2 separate regions of the Homo sapiens genome follow, and region 2 is linked to region 1. Evidence: read pairs that join two places in POLR2A ChIA-PET (ENCODE). Cell type or tissue: MCF 10A. All regions are shown on one strand.

Region 1 (8,000 bases):
TTGATTATTTGAATATGTGTGTCATTAATCTTCCATCGTGCTCATACATTTTATATGTATATTTTAAGTGTTGTTTTTGCATTTAGATGGAGAGGAATGGCCAGAAGAAAGTAGACTTGTGGGTATTAGCTTCATATAGCAGTTCAAGAGGTCCCTTGAGCTGATTTGCCAGTAAATTTCTACACTAAAATAGGCTTTCAGAATAGGGACTGCTAGATAAACCACAAGGTGTCTGTAGTAAATAAAAATGATTAATCTCAGCAGAGTAAATTCAGTATCACTTTTCAAATAGTCTCATCCAATTCTGTCTCCTGGTTCTATAAAAAGCCTTTTTCTTTTGGTATTAAGGTTGTCTGTAATTTTAATAGAACACTTGAATTATTATCTGATTTTAAAAAATTGGTTCATAAAAGAATATTGATTCTTCAAATTAGGGGCAGTTGAAATGTACATTTATTAGCAAACTCGTCCCCTGATGGGTCCTGGAAAGCCCTGTCAAGAAAACTCATCTTAAATCTATGTGAGAGACACAATTCTTAATGATTGGCTGTGGATTGGACAGTGAGGTTGGTGTGGAAATGCAAGTGAACTGAAAAGTGAAAGTAGAAATCTGTTAAGCAGGGTTCTTTCTAGTTGCTGAGTTTTTATTCCACATCATTGATATTCACTTCTTTCCCAGGGCATTTTCCTGGATAATGAGAAGACTCTAAAATCAAATAAAGCTTTTGAACATTGAAGATGTTTGCCACTGTTCCGTTGAAGAATCCTATAGATTTATAGTGATTCTAAAAGGTGTCTTATATCCACTATATTAACTAGCTTTTTAGAAGCTTATGAACATTGTAGCTTTTATTGATTCTAGGGAATTGGACCCAACAATAAGCAATAAAAGTCGATGGTAACTTTCTTCCCATATAGGGTTGTGCAGATCAATACTTCGAATTTACTGTAATTTGCTGGTAATGGATGGAAGAACTGAAAAAATTGTGGAGCCTTGTGGGGCACAGCTGTGCGGTGTTGCCTTTTTATCTAAGCTCACTGTAGGTCACAGGCTTTCCCAAGTAACAAGAAACATAGTTAAGTGGCAGGGCTGATACGCATATTTATCAAGAGCCTTCATAAATCATTCTAGGAAAAAAAGGAAATCACAAAAGTTGTCCACAATGACTTTAATTTTATAGAGATCCTGAAGGATCTCTAAATTTGCACTATCCTAAAGGCAATTAAAATTCTAAATATGTAGCTAGCATTGGTGTTTGATCTCCTTCTGCTAAAGTAATTTTCTTACTGATTAATAGCAGGGTGTGTGATTTCACTGAAGTCTAATTTGCTTCGAATTTTCAAATGTATTCACAGCCCTTTGCCCAGGTTCAGTATTTAGAGGTGGAGAAGATGTGTGGGTCACATACCCTTGCTCTTTTATTGAGTCGGTGCTGTCTCTTTACCGTAGCTCTGTAGTTGTGCCCTAGATTCCTTCTTCTAATTCAAGCAGTGCACTTAAATAGTCATAGCTAACACGAAGGGTGCTCTTAGGTTTGGGAGCTGTGCCACATGCAGGACATGTGTTAGCATTAATCTTCTCAACACCCCATAAGATAAGCTGTATTATTTTCATTTTGTAATTTTGGAAATTGAATCTTAGGGAAGTTAAAGTTTATGAAGGATGCTTCCTGGCATTGGCTTGGATTAGAATATGGGTATGTCTGAATCCTGATCCTATTTGTTTAATCACTATGAAACATACAATTGACTTAAATAAGGATTGTTTTAAGCTATGAGTTCAATTGATCTAATATGAGTTTTATATTTTAGCTTCTTTTTTTTATGAAGGACTGTGCCTTCTCTAATTTGATCAAAACTAGTTTCTTTAATTTTAAAAACGACGCAGAAACTTTTGCTTGAAAGAGAGAGTTCTTTTGTTCTTTGAGAACAAAGTGAGCACACAAAGTACAATATGACTGTGGGCTGGAAGCTATTAACCTTGATATAATAAATGCACTTCAGTTAGTATATAATAAACAATAAACTAGAGCTGTTATTCATGTAACTGTTGGCTACTACTCAGCAAAACCCTGCAGAGAAGCATGTAAACTTTGACTTAGGAGACATATTCCTCCTAGGTCATACTGACTTGAAAGACAATATGTGTACAAATGTCTGATTCTCAAGCTCGATTTTGACATCAAGGGTATAATGTGTTAGGAAGCATCAAAACCCATAATAATTGACTAGAAAGGAAGCTTGTTTCATTTGTCCGTTTACTTGAGGTTAGCTGATTATTTGACTTGTTACGCTTCTTCTGCTTTAAAAGGTCTGTGTTAAAAGTAACATATTCACAGGGCTTTGGTTCACATAAAATCAGAGTCTCTAAAAAGTGTGAAATTTGCTTAGAAAGAGTTGCCAAGATCTGTGTTGTGTCTCTCCTAAGAGTAATTGACAGTGTGTTACCAACTATGAATGCAGCCTGATAGCCTACAGGAGGGGTCTGTGGTGCAAAAGTATCAAGTCATTACTTGGTGATGAAAAATAATTAACATACTCTGGACTTGGGCAGATGTGGATTCAAAGACAAGCTAAGCCTTCTACCAGCTCTATGACCTTGTGTGAGTTACTTAGCCTGTGTGTGCCTCAGTTCTCTCATCTCTAAAATGAGAATAATAGTGAAGTTTAAATAAGATAATGTATGTCACTGTGCAGTAAATGTGAGATGCCATTATTAAGGTAGTGAAGGTAGATGAGCTTAGTAAAGAAAGACAGTTCCCACTATTTGTGTAAAAAATTTAAAGTGGAAAAGGTGGTTGTCATGAATGATGTTTAACTTTTCATCTAAGCAAAATCTGGGATTTTATTTTACAGTTTGTCTCATATTCCTGCTCATCAGGGACTCGCTGGTGTAACTTAAATCGTTTGCCATCTTTTCATCCACTTTCAGATTTGCATTTTGCTTAACTTCCGAAAGGCCCTCAGTGCTTTTAGACAGTCTTTTCTCCTCATCTCTGAATGGTACCCTGTCCTGAGCTCCACCACAACTATTCTAAATCAGCCCAGGAGTTAAGCATTTCCTCTCAACTCCTGTGGATCCTGTACACACATTTCTCTCCTGACTCTGCCCCTCCTCCTCCTCCTCACTGCCTCTTCCTTGTTCCTGGCCCTCAGCCATGCTTCCTGGATAATTAAAGAAGTGTCCTAACTTCTCTCCCATGTTGCCCTCCCAGAGCCATGTGACACCCTAATGCCAGAGTAATCTTTTTTAACATGTTGATTAGGCCATCTTATTCCCCTCTTTAAAATGTTCCATGAGCTCACCATTCCCTATAAGATAAAGGCAGCCACTTCCAAAACCCTTCTATGATGTGGCCCTGTCCCTGCCTCCATACTCCTGTCCTGCTGATTTTTCCTTCCTGATCTCTGTTCCAGCCATGTTGTTTCCTGAGTGTGTTCTGTTTCACTCCACCCTACCTGACTACGTCTGTTCTCTCTTCTGGAATTCCCCTTTCTCACCTACTCCCAAGGCTGCCAGGCTAATTCCCAGACATTGCAAAAGAAAGACCAGGCTCAAGTATTGTGTCACTTAGGAATTTTTGAATTGCAAAGACTAGAAAACACAAGTTAAACTGGTTTAAACAATAAAGAGACTCGATTGGCTCATGTACCAGAGAAGTCCAAATACACGCAAGGGTAGATGTATTGTTTCAGAGATTTCACCCAAGACCCAGGTTCTACCAGGCTTTCTTGTCTGCTACCTGTGACACCTATTCTTGTGGCTGCCATTAGTTTTGTAGGTTTAATGCTACTTCTTTCTCGTTAGCTCTCTCGGACAAGGGAGGAAGTTCTTTCCCAGAAGCCCTGAGCAAACATCATTTTGCATCTTATGCATCATTATGCATCATTTTGCATTTGCTCAGGTTGAGTCACATGTCATCTTTAAACCAATTACTTTGATGAAAGCAGTGAGTTTTGTCATTAGTTTAATTGGAGCTTATCCTTGAGATTGAAGGTAGTATCAGTTCCACTGTATTTTGTTAGCATGAATAACAAGAAACATTGGGGAAGAAACAGTCCTGACCCTCCTCAGAGAAACTGATCACCCTCCTCCCTTTTGTATTACTGCATACTTTGAAAAGACCTCTATTCCAGGCCTTTTCACACTGTATTTTACAGTGAGTAAAGTCCTTTCTCCCCAGTGTCTGGCACAGCACCAGCCATATCCACCTTTACTAAAAAGTATGTGATTGAATAAAGGAAACCCATTTTGTTGGCTTTAATCCCCACATGTGCCCTTGCCTTTGCCCTTGGTAGAAGACTTTTGCCTTCTGTATTACTGAAATTACAGAACTTCAAGTGAATTGCTTCAGTTTTACTTTGCTTATCTTTGAAAAGTGCCTGTTTTCACCTGTTCCTTTCTTCCTCGTTAGGGGAAAGAGTGCCCTCTTTATTATCAGTACCAGCCCTCCCTGCTCGTGTATTTATTCAAACCTCTCCTTTCAGTTGCTCACATCACCACTGTCTCCCACTCTCTGACATTGCCGTGGTGGAGTATAGGGGAAAAAATTGGAACTGGATGACATAGGTTCATTTGATTCCACTATCTCATGGCTTTGCAACTCTGGTCAATTGCTGATCTCCTCTGGGCTTTCCATGGGAAGACTTGTGTGTCCTGTCCAGGCAGCCAGCTGATTTTGTGATGAAGCTTATAGACGCAGTTTATGATAAAATCTTAATAAACCACACTAGACAGTCATATCATGACTCGGAGACTTTGTCTGTATAAAGGGCTTATGAGAACTGATACCACAGTCTTGTTCATTTAGCTTTATGGCAGAAAAAGCCAACTTGGAAAGAAAGGAATAAGGTAGCTAATTTCTTTATTTTTCAAAGAAAGTGAGTGTTGTGGTTTTGATCAAATAAAATTTACATATAAACCCAGCAAGCATTTTGTTTTAGCCTTTTGTGGTTTATTTTGTTTTTGTTTTGTTTTGTTTTGTTTTTGATGTTGTTTTTTTAAGACAGAGTCTTGCTCTTTAGCCCAGGCTGGAGTGCTGTGGTGCCATCTTGGCTCACTGCAACCTCCGCCTTCTGGGTTCAAGCGATTCTCCTGCCTCAGCCTCCTGAGTAGCTGGGACCACAGGCACGTGCCACCACGCCCAGCTAATTTTTTTTTTTGTGTGTGTGTGTGTGTCTTTTTTTTGGTAGAGACGGGTTTCACCGTTTTGGCCAGGCTGGTCTCGAACTCCTGACCTCAAGTGATCCACACGTCTCGGCCTCCCAAAATCCTGAGAGATTATAGGCATGAGCCACTGTGCCTGGCTGGTTTATTTTGCTTAACTTGACTAGCACAAATAAATATATGAAAGTGCATTATGATTATAGATACAAAAAGAAAATTAAATAAAATCTGTAAAAAGAGAAAGATAATTTAGGATTCTCCATCCATCTCACATTTCCCACAAGGATTTTACTGTTATTTTACAGGCTGTGTGGTTTGACTGTTCAGGCATTTCTATAGGGATCTCCCTACTGGTTTTCCAGCTTGACTACTGTCTTCATTTAGGAAAGCATGTATTTATGAGCAACTTACTGGATTTTTCAATTGTTGTTAGAATGTAGACCATTTTTGCCTTCTGATGATTTACAGCCAAGCCCTGTGTAAGATCTGGTTCTATGGTATGAACTTTTTTGTCCTCTGCTTCTGCCTTTACAAGTGACTCTCAGAAATGCAGACCAGAAAAATGGCACCCAAAGCGTTTCTTTAGGAGATCCTATCCCTGGATGAGCCTGTACACCCAGCTAATTTTAAGCTTTGTCAAGTAGTGAGAACTCCATTTTGAGTACCTTTCCTTGCCTCACACTGCTTCCCACTTGCAAAGGAAATATCTAAAAACCTGAAACTTTACCTCTGTAATGACAGCCTAGAAAATTAATATTCCCTAAAGAGGAAAACAATCCAAAGGCAAATGGTTTATGCAAACCAATAGTCCTTAGGGGGACTTAAAAGTGCCAACCTCTAATAAACAACATACACAAACCACTTTCTCTCTAGATCTCTAGGGGTGGGGCTCAGGCGTTAGTATTTTTAAAAACTCCCTGGGTGACATTAATGTGTTGCCAGGCTTCAGAATCACTGCTTGAGCTGAATTATCTCATTCCTTTTTATTTTCTCTCCTCTGTTAGCATTTACACATTCAAGTAATACTGCATAATCTTGCACCTGGTGATAACTCTTTTGTTTTATATGCGTGTATGTATGTTGCCCCAGCTAGCTTTTAAATGTGTTTTGTTTTTCCTCATGTATCCCTAAAAGCACCTGATATACTGCCTTACACATCTTGGCTTCTTTGAACTCTTTTCCTAAATTAATTGTTAGTGCAGAGTACTTGCAGTAACTCAGTCATAGGATGAGGCCACCAATGACTAATGAAAGAAAGATGATGATGGGGAAGTGCATGAACTTGAAATTCATTGGTGTCAGGAAAATGGTGAGGGAATGGTGTGTACTGGACATTGCCACTCTGTTTCTATGTGGGGTTTGGGAGTGGTGGTGCAGAAGGCAAGTTGCTCAACTTCCAAATTCCCTTTGTTTTTTGGAGGAACTCCCAAAGTGTGGATCTTGGTAGACTTGGCCCTACCTCCCACTATACTAGTGAGGGAGCCAATATTCCTTTTTCCTGCCCACTTGGAAGCTGGGGCAGAGACCCAGGTGTGATCATGTAACCCTCACAGGACACCTGTGAGGAGAGATGAAGTGAAGGTATGTGGGGGCAGTTAGAGATTCTTCCTGGAGGCTGAGCTCCCACTCAGTGTTCAGCTGCAGAGGTGTCCTAACTGGGCTGTTCCCTGGGTGTGGTCATACTTTCTGGGTTTGATTTTTTGGTTCCTGCCCACTTTCTGACGTCGTCTGCCCAACCATCCTATTGCCTTCAGGGGTGCGAGTAGCCATCCATACATTGATTGTTTACTTGTCAGTCTCATTCAATTTCTGTTGCTTTCAAGAACCCCAGCTGCTGGGTATAGCAACAGGTCAGTTAAAAGTGTATAGCACAATCCTCCCTTCTTCTTTATTTTAAATGGCGAAGTCCCTGTGGCTTTGTAACCAGGTGTATCTGTTTTCCTTTTTCTATCACTTATCTCCTGTAAAGTCCCATGGCTTTACATACCATCTTAGTGTTAATGACTCCAAAATCTACTTCCAGCCTTAACCTTTTTCTTGCACCCAGATTCGTTTGTCTAGTTGCCTGTTTGGAATCTTCTACTTGGAATTCTTACAGACAGACATCTTGAATGTAGCATGTCAAAAGCTGAACTGTTTTTCCATCAAACTCCATTTGCTCAGGCCAAAAACTTATGACTCCTTGCTTTCTCTTTCACGCTCCACATCCAGTTTCTGTGTAAATCTTATGAAAACATACCTGAAATCTGACTACTCCTTACCATCTTCATTGCTGGTCCTAGCTAGAATCTCTCTCACCTACAGTATTTCTATAGCTTCCTAAAAAATTGATATTAAATATTACCTTAAAGTAAGCTTAGAATATTTAGATATTTATGTGTTCATTTCTTCTGTTCTTCAGCCCCACATCAGTCTTCCCTTCTCCCTGTCTCCCCCTTTTGATACACTTTCTTTCACATTTTGGAATAATTTTAAAATTTATAGAACATTTACAATACAGCTCAGAAAATTACTGTATACCCTTCTTCCAGTCCCTCAAAATGTTGGCATCATATATAACCTTAATACATTTGTCAAAATCATGACTTTAACATTGGTACATTGTTATCATCTAAAGTACAAACTTTATTTAGATATCACCAAGTTTTCCACTAATGTCCTTTTTCTGATTGAGAATCCAATTCAAGATTTTTCATTTATTCAGGATTCTTTATTGCCTTTAGCCACCCTTAGTCTTCTCCCATCTGTGACAGTTAGTCAATTTATTCTTTTTTTTCACAGCCTTGACAGCTTTAAGGAGCACGGGTCAGATGTTTTTAGAAGGTCCCTCCAT
Region 2 (8,000 bases), 120 kb after region 1:
CAGGGAAGGTCTTTCGAGAAGGTAATATTTAAGGGAGCCCTCAAGGATGAGAAAGAGCCATCATGGGAGGAGTTTGGGGACAGGCATCTGGGAACATCGAAGGCACTGAGACTGGAAAGAAAGAGCCCCCTAGGCAGGCAGCTGAGTACATAAATCCAGGGCACTCAGGCAGGCTGTGCCAAAATAATAAACACGGGACTTACTATTAAGACCATCTGAGAAATACATCAGATTAATACATGGGAGAATTAAAGATACCCCGCTTAAGGAGTGGGCAGAAATGCAGCGAGGTACAGGAAAGGAGACTTAGTCGGAAAAAGTCCCCTATAAAGGGAGGGGACCAGGAGGGTGCTGTCCTGGAAATCCCAGGAGGAAAATGGTCAACACCCCCAGCACTCCACAGAGAGTTGAAGTGAAGGTGTGTGTTGCATCTGGCAACTGGAAACTCATGGATGACTTGAGCATGAACAGGTGCCCCAGGGTGGGGGTGTCATAACCCAGGAGAGAGTGAAGCAAGGACTTGGAGAACAGGGGTGGTGGCCACTCTCTGTGGGCAGCTAAATACAGCAGCAGCGCAGCTATGATGGCCTTGCCTCTGCACATTCGTGGCTGGCCCGTCAGCCCTCCTCCCTGAATCATATCCCCTTACTCACTGTTGCTCACTTTGTTGTCTGCTTCATTGCCCAAATTGGCAATGACAGTTTCCTTTTCACCTCCCTCTGGAAGCTCAAATTTCTTCCGTAGCCTTATGACTGTTCCTTTGTGACATGTTTAGGTTTGGAGTTTCTCTTACTGTAAAGCCCTGACCGAGCGTCTCTGGCTCCCACACACCACCTCTTGCTCTCCTCCTGAGGCCCTGGTACCCCAGCCCCTCCCCTGCAGCCTAGTCCACAGGAGACTGAAGCCTGGCCCCACTTGTTGCTCCTCTCCTCCTCTCCACGCCTGACCTGCAGGCTCTGCCCCTCCCTGAGTCCCTGAGCCCATTTCCTCCCACTCCTTGCTTTGCCCAGGCCTGTTTCGTAGTTGCTTCCTTTCATCCTTGTACTTTCTTTATGCTCTTGACTGTGTCTTCTGCAGGCAGGACAGACTTACAAATCATGCAGGGCTTGCCCCTTCAGTCCTTCTGTCATTTCTAGTTAGCTCTCACGTTGCTAATATTCCATGACGCCGTCCAGTAACCTGGGCTGCCCTTGCTCCTGACCGCCTCTCCCCCAGCCTGGTCAGGGATACCCCTAGAGCAGAGGAGAAAACTGAGCTCCAAGCCCAGAGCTTCCAGCAGCTGAGTGGCTCCTGTTGAGAGCCTGGCTGTCCCAACTGTGGCAGCATTCGCAGATTCTGGGCATCTAAGGCTTACCAGATACAAAGGATGGAAGCAGAAATATGCACAGTTCAAAAATGTTGCTTTTAGCTTCTAGTGTGAAACTTACAGTAGGAGATCACAGACTGTTTTGCCCCTGGAATATGTAGGTCTTTTGTGAGACAAGGGGGAGGGAGGAAGCGAGGAAAGAGTGAGAGAGAAGGGAGAGAGAAATGTGTGAGAGTGCAAAAAGTAGATTTCAAAAGAAATTCATTAAAAATAAAACATAAGAATTATGGAGCATATGCTGCATGGGGAGGCATGGTCTATTCACTGCTATTGTGTGTGTGTGAGAGAGAGTGTGTTTCTGTGTGTGTCTTCACTCAAGGCAGTGGTGGGAGTAGTATATTGATAAGTGCACAGTGATGGGTAGAACATTATATTCTCTAATGGTTTTGCTTGCTTCTCTTTACACATCTATCCTGTTATCAGAAGCTCAAGTAATACCTTTAAACAGGAATCGTAAGCTTCAAGATAGAGACCATTTGCCTTCTGGGTTAAAGATTGACAGGTGTTGGGGTCAAGGAATCATTTGAATTCCTGTGTGGAGATGGCCCATAGAAGAGGAAGCTTGGAATAGGACTCTATCTGAATAATTTGGGAAAGTCCTTCTTCCGTTGGTTGAAATGGAAATAGCTGGTGTCTCACACAGATGGAAACTGGAGGCCCTGGACCCCAGCCTCACCCTCCATACACACCCATCTCTAGTGTGAGTAAGCATGTTATGTTAATCTGAGCTGTCTTCACTACCTGTAACTAGTCATTTGGGAGTGACATCATGGTAACTGAGTAATCCTTTTGAAACTTACATAGTAGAGCCAAGATATTAAAATGGTCCTGGGGCTACCTAGATGAAAGTAGATACAAAGTGTGCATAAAATTGTCTACTAAAAGTAGAGTCAGTCTCTATCAGTAGGAACTTGGTTTTTGTGATAATGTGGTACATTTTGTAACTAGATAGATCTCAAAAGTTCATACATTGTAGTTCTGGTACTGTCCTTATTTCCAGGCAGATAGAAAAAAAGAAAAGAAAAAAATTCCACTAGGAACTTGGTTGTAAATTCTGAAAATGTTGATCTTAAACCTTATTAATACAATAAAAGGACCTGTGGGAATTTTAGCTACATTAATGTCTATTGGACATGCCTATTTGAGAAGGTAATTATACTAATATCACAACTGACATATCATGGTTTTATTTTAAAGAAAAAAGACCATAGCAGAGAATTTAGGCTTTGATCAGTACTTGAAGGTAAAATAGATTGGTAAGAAGAATAGGCAGTCATTACTGTATATCTCTTATCTGAAGCACCCCATTGCTTACTTTATTATAGAATCCTGGGAATTTTTACATTCTGCTTTGTGGTCCTACATTTATCAGTGACTGATTTTGTCAGAGTTTGGGGGCTCTTAGCAAACTGTAATTGCAGGCAGTAGTACAAGCAAAATGCAGATCTTGACATCTGGTAGGCCAACCACCATTTTTATTCTGAAGTTCTTGAATAAGCTTTTAGCTGTTCAAAGTAAGTACCAGCACCTTGTGCCCCTGGAAAGTTTCTAACCTGACATGGAAGTTCAAGTGGCAGTATCTTTTAGAGGTAGTATATTGGGTTCTGAGTGAAAAACCTAGGTGGAGGGAATGAGAAACTGAAAATGTGAAATTTGCTGAGGTCTCTTAGGGTCATAGAATTAGAAGGGGAAGAAAGCTGATGGATTTACCAGGCCCATTTTGCCACATGAGTATTTGTTGAAGCTATCAAACAAAATAAAAGCTGTAAAGAAGTATGCTTTATTCTATCTAATTTTAAATGTTACAGTGTATGTTTATGTCTCACGCTTTACTGGGTTTCTTCCTTAAGAGTCGTTATTGGAATATTATGTAGTCATTGACAAATTTCTCAGCTATGAAATCTGTAGAAAATCACTGGATCCATAGCTTACATAAAAATCACTTATGCCCCTTTCACATTAATGTTTTCTAAAATGCAATAGGATGGATATATTTAAATTGGGAATTATAATAATTTAAAAAGTATAAGTATAAAATGTTTTACTTTTATAGATGTATGAAGGGGTTGAGGGAAAAAATTATGTTTGGCATGGGAAAAACTGCCAGCTGAATAAAGCACTCGAGGAAATATGGTAAATGAAGCCTTTGTTACTGTAAAACAATAGGCATTAAGTGGCTATTATGTAATGTTATTTCTTATGTCTGATTTGAGTGGCTTGTTGATCTTGGAACTTGAGATATAATTCCTGTAAAAATATTACTTTCACTTGGCTAATCTCAAGACTTTTGATACAAAAATCAAAGACTTTTCCAAATAGATTACCTAGATCAGGAACTAAGTACTGGAGCTACTGAAGCTATGTCAGATTTTTTTTTTTTCCATGTAAGGACTGATTTTATCTACTTAACTATTCCCTATCCTAGTACCCTTCCAGATAAACACAAGTAATTTGCTAACCCAAAAACTGGTTTATTGTAAAATTAACCTAGGCTTGCTCAACCACTGCAAAGGGCAGGCATGTGGCAAAACAATTGATAGGCACATCAGTTGCCTTGGCAAGTTGAATGGATGATTTTAAGTTCGCATTTCCATAGTAGGTCCCTAAGCAGAAGGATTTCTCATCTTTGATGTCAAATGGCCTTAGTGACCAGTGGAGCTAAACAGATGTGGGATAATTTGGGTGCTTTAGGTAATAGTTCTTGTTATGGATTCTGCAAAATAAGCCTCTAAGCGTATGAATCATAATTTCCTATATGTTTTAGGATTTGATGTCTGGGGTTACGTATTTGAACCGTGGAATAAAAGTTGCCGTATTTTTACTGTGTGGCCTGTAAAACTTATTTGTAGCATTCTTTCTCAATAGATGCCTTCTCTCCTGTGAAGTTCAGGCAGGTTAGCCTTTGAAATCAAGGATTTTTAAAGTGAAAAATCAATAGTGACTTTCTTAACATTGGAATCCAGGCTTAAGATCAGAGACCTGCTCTCTTCAGTCCAGTTCTTGGATCTTACTGCTTTTAATGCTATTTTACCAGCATAGCCATGGCCAAAATGCCATTTTAGCAGGTAGACTTCATTTTTCTATAACATTGTGATTATGTATTATTTGATGGCTTCTTGTAGAGGAAGCTCTTTAATCAAGAGCAATTGTGGTTTTTCTTACCTTTTGAGATTTAACCTTACAATTAGTCTACCTTCTCACATCAGATCTAGGGTGATTTAGAGGTCAAAGAGAACAGATACTGAACTGGTTAGCTATTAATATGATACAACTTCTTTATGCCATTTCTCGGATATAGAGACATTCCATGGAATGGGTCCCAGGTTGGAAATCCATGAGGGAAAAGGGTTCTGACTCTTGGCACTGATAAACATATTCAGAAATGTTGTATTCCAGCCAGAGTAAATATATATGCCCTTTATACTTTTTTTCAGTTAGCAGAAGTTACTTCTAAACACTTATTTTGGCATTAAGGAAGCTCGTCATGACCTATTGTTCCAGAAAGATTATAGTCCTCGTTTTAAGCCAGTTCTTTAGTTCCCATGTAAGTGGCATGCCCAGCCTGGAGCTGAAGAAACAACCCCTGCTTTTCAAACCTTCCATTCTTATAGGTGTGTCCAGCAGGCAGTGGCTTGTAGCTGTTCCTTCAGCCACTTAACAGGTTTGATTTCAAAGCTTTTTAATAGAGAAACTAACATGTTTGGAGGGGATTCATGGCCCAACATTTATGGATTTTGTTGGGAAGTCTCAGGTGTGTATTTATCTTAAGTATATGTTAAGGCTATTAGACAAAAGTAATTGTTTGTGCTTTGCTCTGTTTTGTTTTTGCCGTCTAGTCCTAGACTGAATTTCTTAAGATTATCTTAGGGATTGGACTGGGAGGGAGTAGTTCCGAGTCCCGAAGGCTATATATCTCCACTTTCAGTTCCTTTTCTTTGGCTGCCTAAAGAGGAGCACTAAAGAGGAGTCAAGTGATTATAAATTCGGCCAAAAGACAGAGAAACCAAGAGCTGGACGATTAACCTCTGAAACATGGGAAGTTAATTACATTTACAAATACTTGGAGGGGCTATTTATGAGTCATGCATCTCTCTGTGACCCTTTTACTGCTTTGGGAGCTTGTGGATGAGGCTGAATCACTCTCTGAAACCTGATAACCTGATAACCTAGTTTGGCTAAGTTTGGCTTCTGTGAACAGGGTCTGAGGATTTATCACATCACGTCATTTTTTCATTTGTATGCCAAATATTTATTGAGTACCTTTTATGTGACCAGGGCTATGATTATCACCTGGGAAACAAAGATATGTATAGCATGATCCTTTTCTTCAAGTAGCTCAATCTAGTGGGCTTTAGACAGTAATACAAAGAATTAGAGTAACATGCGGTAACTGGTAGATCTGCCAACATCAGCCGAGGAGGAGGGAGGGGGAGGATATCTGTGGAGACAGTTTGATATAGTCTCATTTAATCCTCACAACAATTCTGTGAAGAATATGTTATTATATTTATTATACAGATGAAAAAATTGAGGATTAGAGAAATTACTTAACTGTCCCTAAATCTCACCACTAGTGAGTAGTGAATTTGGATAAAAACTTTACTATCTTATGGCCAAAAGAAATACAGCTCCAACAACATTCTAATTACTGAAAATAATATTTGTAAAGCAAGATTTTAGTACCTTTTTAATTTTATAGGACAGTACCCTCTTGGCAATTCAAAAGATATTTGTAGAATATAGAGCTCTGATAATTTTGATCTTTGGTACAGAAAATGCTGCTGCTGTCTGAGGGAAGAGAGTGAAAAATAGAAGTAGGTTTTACTTTGTTTTAAGATTGCTACCTGCTGATTCTCTTTCCTATTAATGGAAATTGTAAATGTATTCTGCTGTAATTTCCTCATCTTAAAGTATCACAGTTTATGATGGTATTTAAATGGGTTTGTGCTTTTAAATTGAAGCTTTACTTATGGTGTCGCTCTGCACAGCTGCTGTCTTCCAGGCCTTTGAATGATTAACACCCCATGCACTCAGGCTTATTTTCCTGAGCTTTCCCTGTATGTATTATAAAATCCTGCACATTCACATAAGTGTATATGTTATCTACACATTTCAAAATCCATGCCGATCTTGTAATAATGCATATAGTTCATCCCTTAGAAAGGACAAAAATTCTTTCTGATTATGGATGGCAATACAATGGGTATGCCAGAAAATATCTGTTGGGAGATTTTAGAGATGATTTACTTATAGGCTTCTTTCCTTTTAAAAAATGTAATAATTCGTCTTGAAGGTGCTATTGCTAACTGTTTTTAAGGAGGAGATGACTCGATGGCACTCAAATACACCTTTTCCTTTGAGAAAATTGCTGTGTTTAGAGAACGAAAAAGTAACTGCTTTGTAATACATAAAACAATTGCATAAGAATAGACTATAAATAATCTACAACACACAAAGGACACAAATATTGTGTCCAGAATTCTCTAAACCACACACACACAGAAAAACTTTACTGGCCATCTCTTAGCTTTTGGTGATACAATATGTGAGCTGTTTTTGAGGAATAGCTGCCCCTACCTAAGGACGGAATGAAAGAAGTCTTCCCTTTAGGAACTTTGTTAAGGGTTAAAGAAAGTGTGTCTTATTACTATTAACCTAGGCCTAAGAGTTACTCAGATGTGTACTGACACAGGGTTTACCACTTGTATCAGGCAACTAGGTGTTAGTTTTGTTTTGTTGAGACAAGTTTATTGAGATACAATTTACACATGGTAAAATCATCCTTTTTCAGGTATGTAGTTCAATAAGTTTTAACAAAGTTATGTAGCTAACATACAAGGAAAGATATAGAGTATTTCTTTCTTTCTTTTTTCTTTTCTTTTTTTTTTTTTTTTGAGACAGACTCTCACCCTGTCACCCAGGCTGGAGTGCAATGGTGTGATCTCAGCTCAGTGCAACCTCTGCCTCCCAGGTTCAAGTGATTCGCCTGCCTCGGCCTCCCGAGTAGCTTACAGGTGTGCGCCACTATGCCCAGCTAATTTTCGTGTTTTTAGTAGAGACGGGGTTTCTTCATGTTGGTCAGGCTGATCTGGAACTCCTAACCTTGTGATCCGGCCACCTCGGCCTCCCAAAGTGCAGGGATTGCAGGCGTGAACCACCGCACCCGGCCAAGTATTTCTATTACCTCAAAAAATTTTACATAGATTGAGCAGTTTGATAATGCTAATATATGATTAGAATAAGACATTTTGTTTTGCTCTCCTTTCCTATTTTACAACTAAGCTTTACATTTTACTAATATTTCACAATTTTTTCCTAATATCCTTTTTCTATTCCATCTAGGATACTATGGTACACTGTGTCATCCTCTTTAAAAATCATTTTTATGAGGAAATGATTAACACATAGTTAGATTACATGGTGATATTGTCAAGTGAAGTACCAGAAAAATGCATCAGAATGGGATACTTGAAAGATAAGCAAACTAAATTGTGTGGTCTACTGTTAATATGTAATAGCTCGTTTGGACAGACACAGTTGCTTATGCCTGTAATTCCAGCACTTTTGAGAGGCAGGAGGGTCATTTGAGCCCTGGAGTTCAAGACCAGCCTAGGCAATTTAGGGAGAGCATTGT

The links. ChIA-PET counts read pairs that join two places held together with the same protein. Peaks named below come from ENCODE experiments on the same cell type or tissue, not always from the same donor. Only the 100,000 strongest peaks of a DNase experiment are listed, where the experiment ranks them.
Region 2: POLR2A ChIA-PET joins it to region 1 with 16 read pairs; 2 of 35 experiments call an interaction of 5 or more read pairs at or near these places.

What each region holds. Positions count from the first base shown.
Region 1 is chr5:66,888,221-66,896,220 of GRCh38, forward strand. The region is part of intron 3 of MAST4 (microtubule associated serine/threonine kinase family member 4); the gene reads left to right. Among named protein-coding and RNA genes, the nearest start is that of MAST4-AS1, 110 kb to the right of the region's middle. In MCF 10A, no CTCF peak of the experiment used is centred here; DNase peaks (open chromatin) are centred at 3,161 and 3,521.
Region 2 is chr5:67,010,362-67,018,361 of GRCh38, forward strand. The region is part of intron 4 of MAST4 (microtubule associated serine/threonine kinase family member 4); the gene reads left to right. Among named protein-coding and RNA genes, the nearest start is that of MAST4-AS1, 10 kb to the left of the region's middle. RefSeq lists a silencer at 4,660-4,954. In MCF 10A, no CTCF peak of the experiment used is centred here; DNase peaks (open chromatin) are centred at 600, 970, 2,100, 4,810 and 1 weaker place.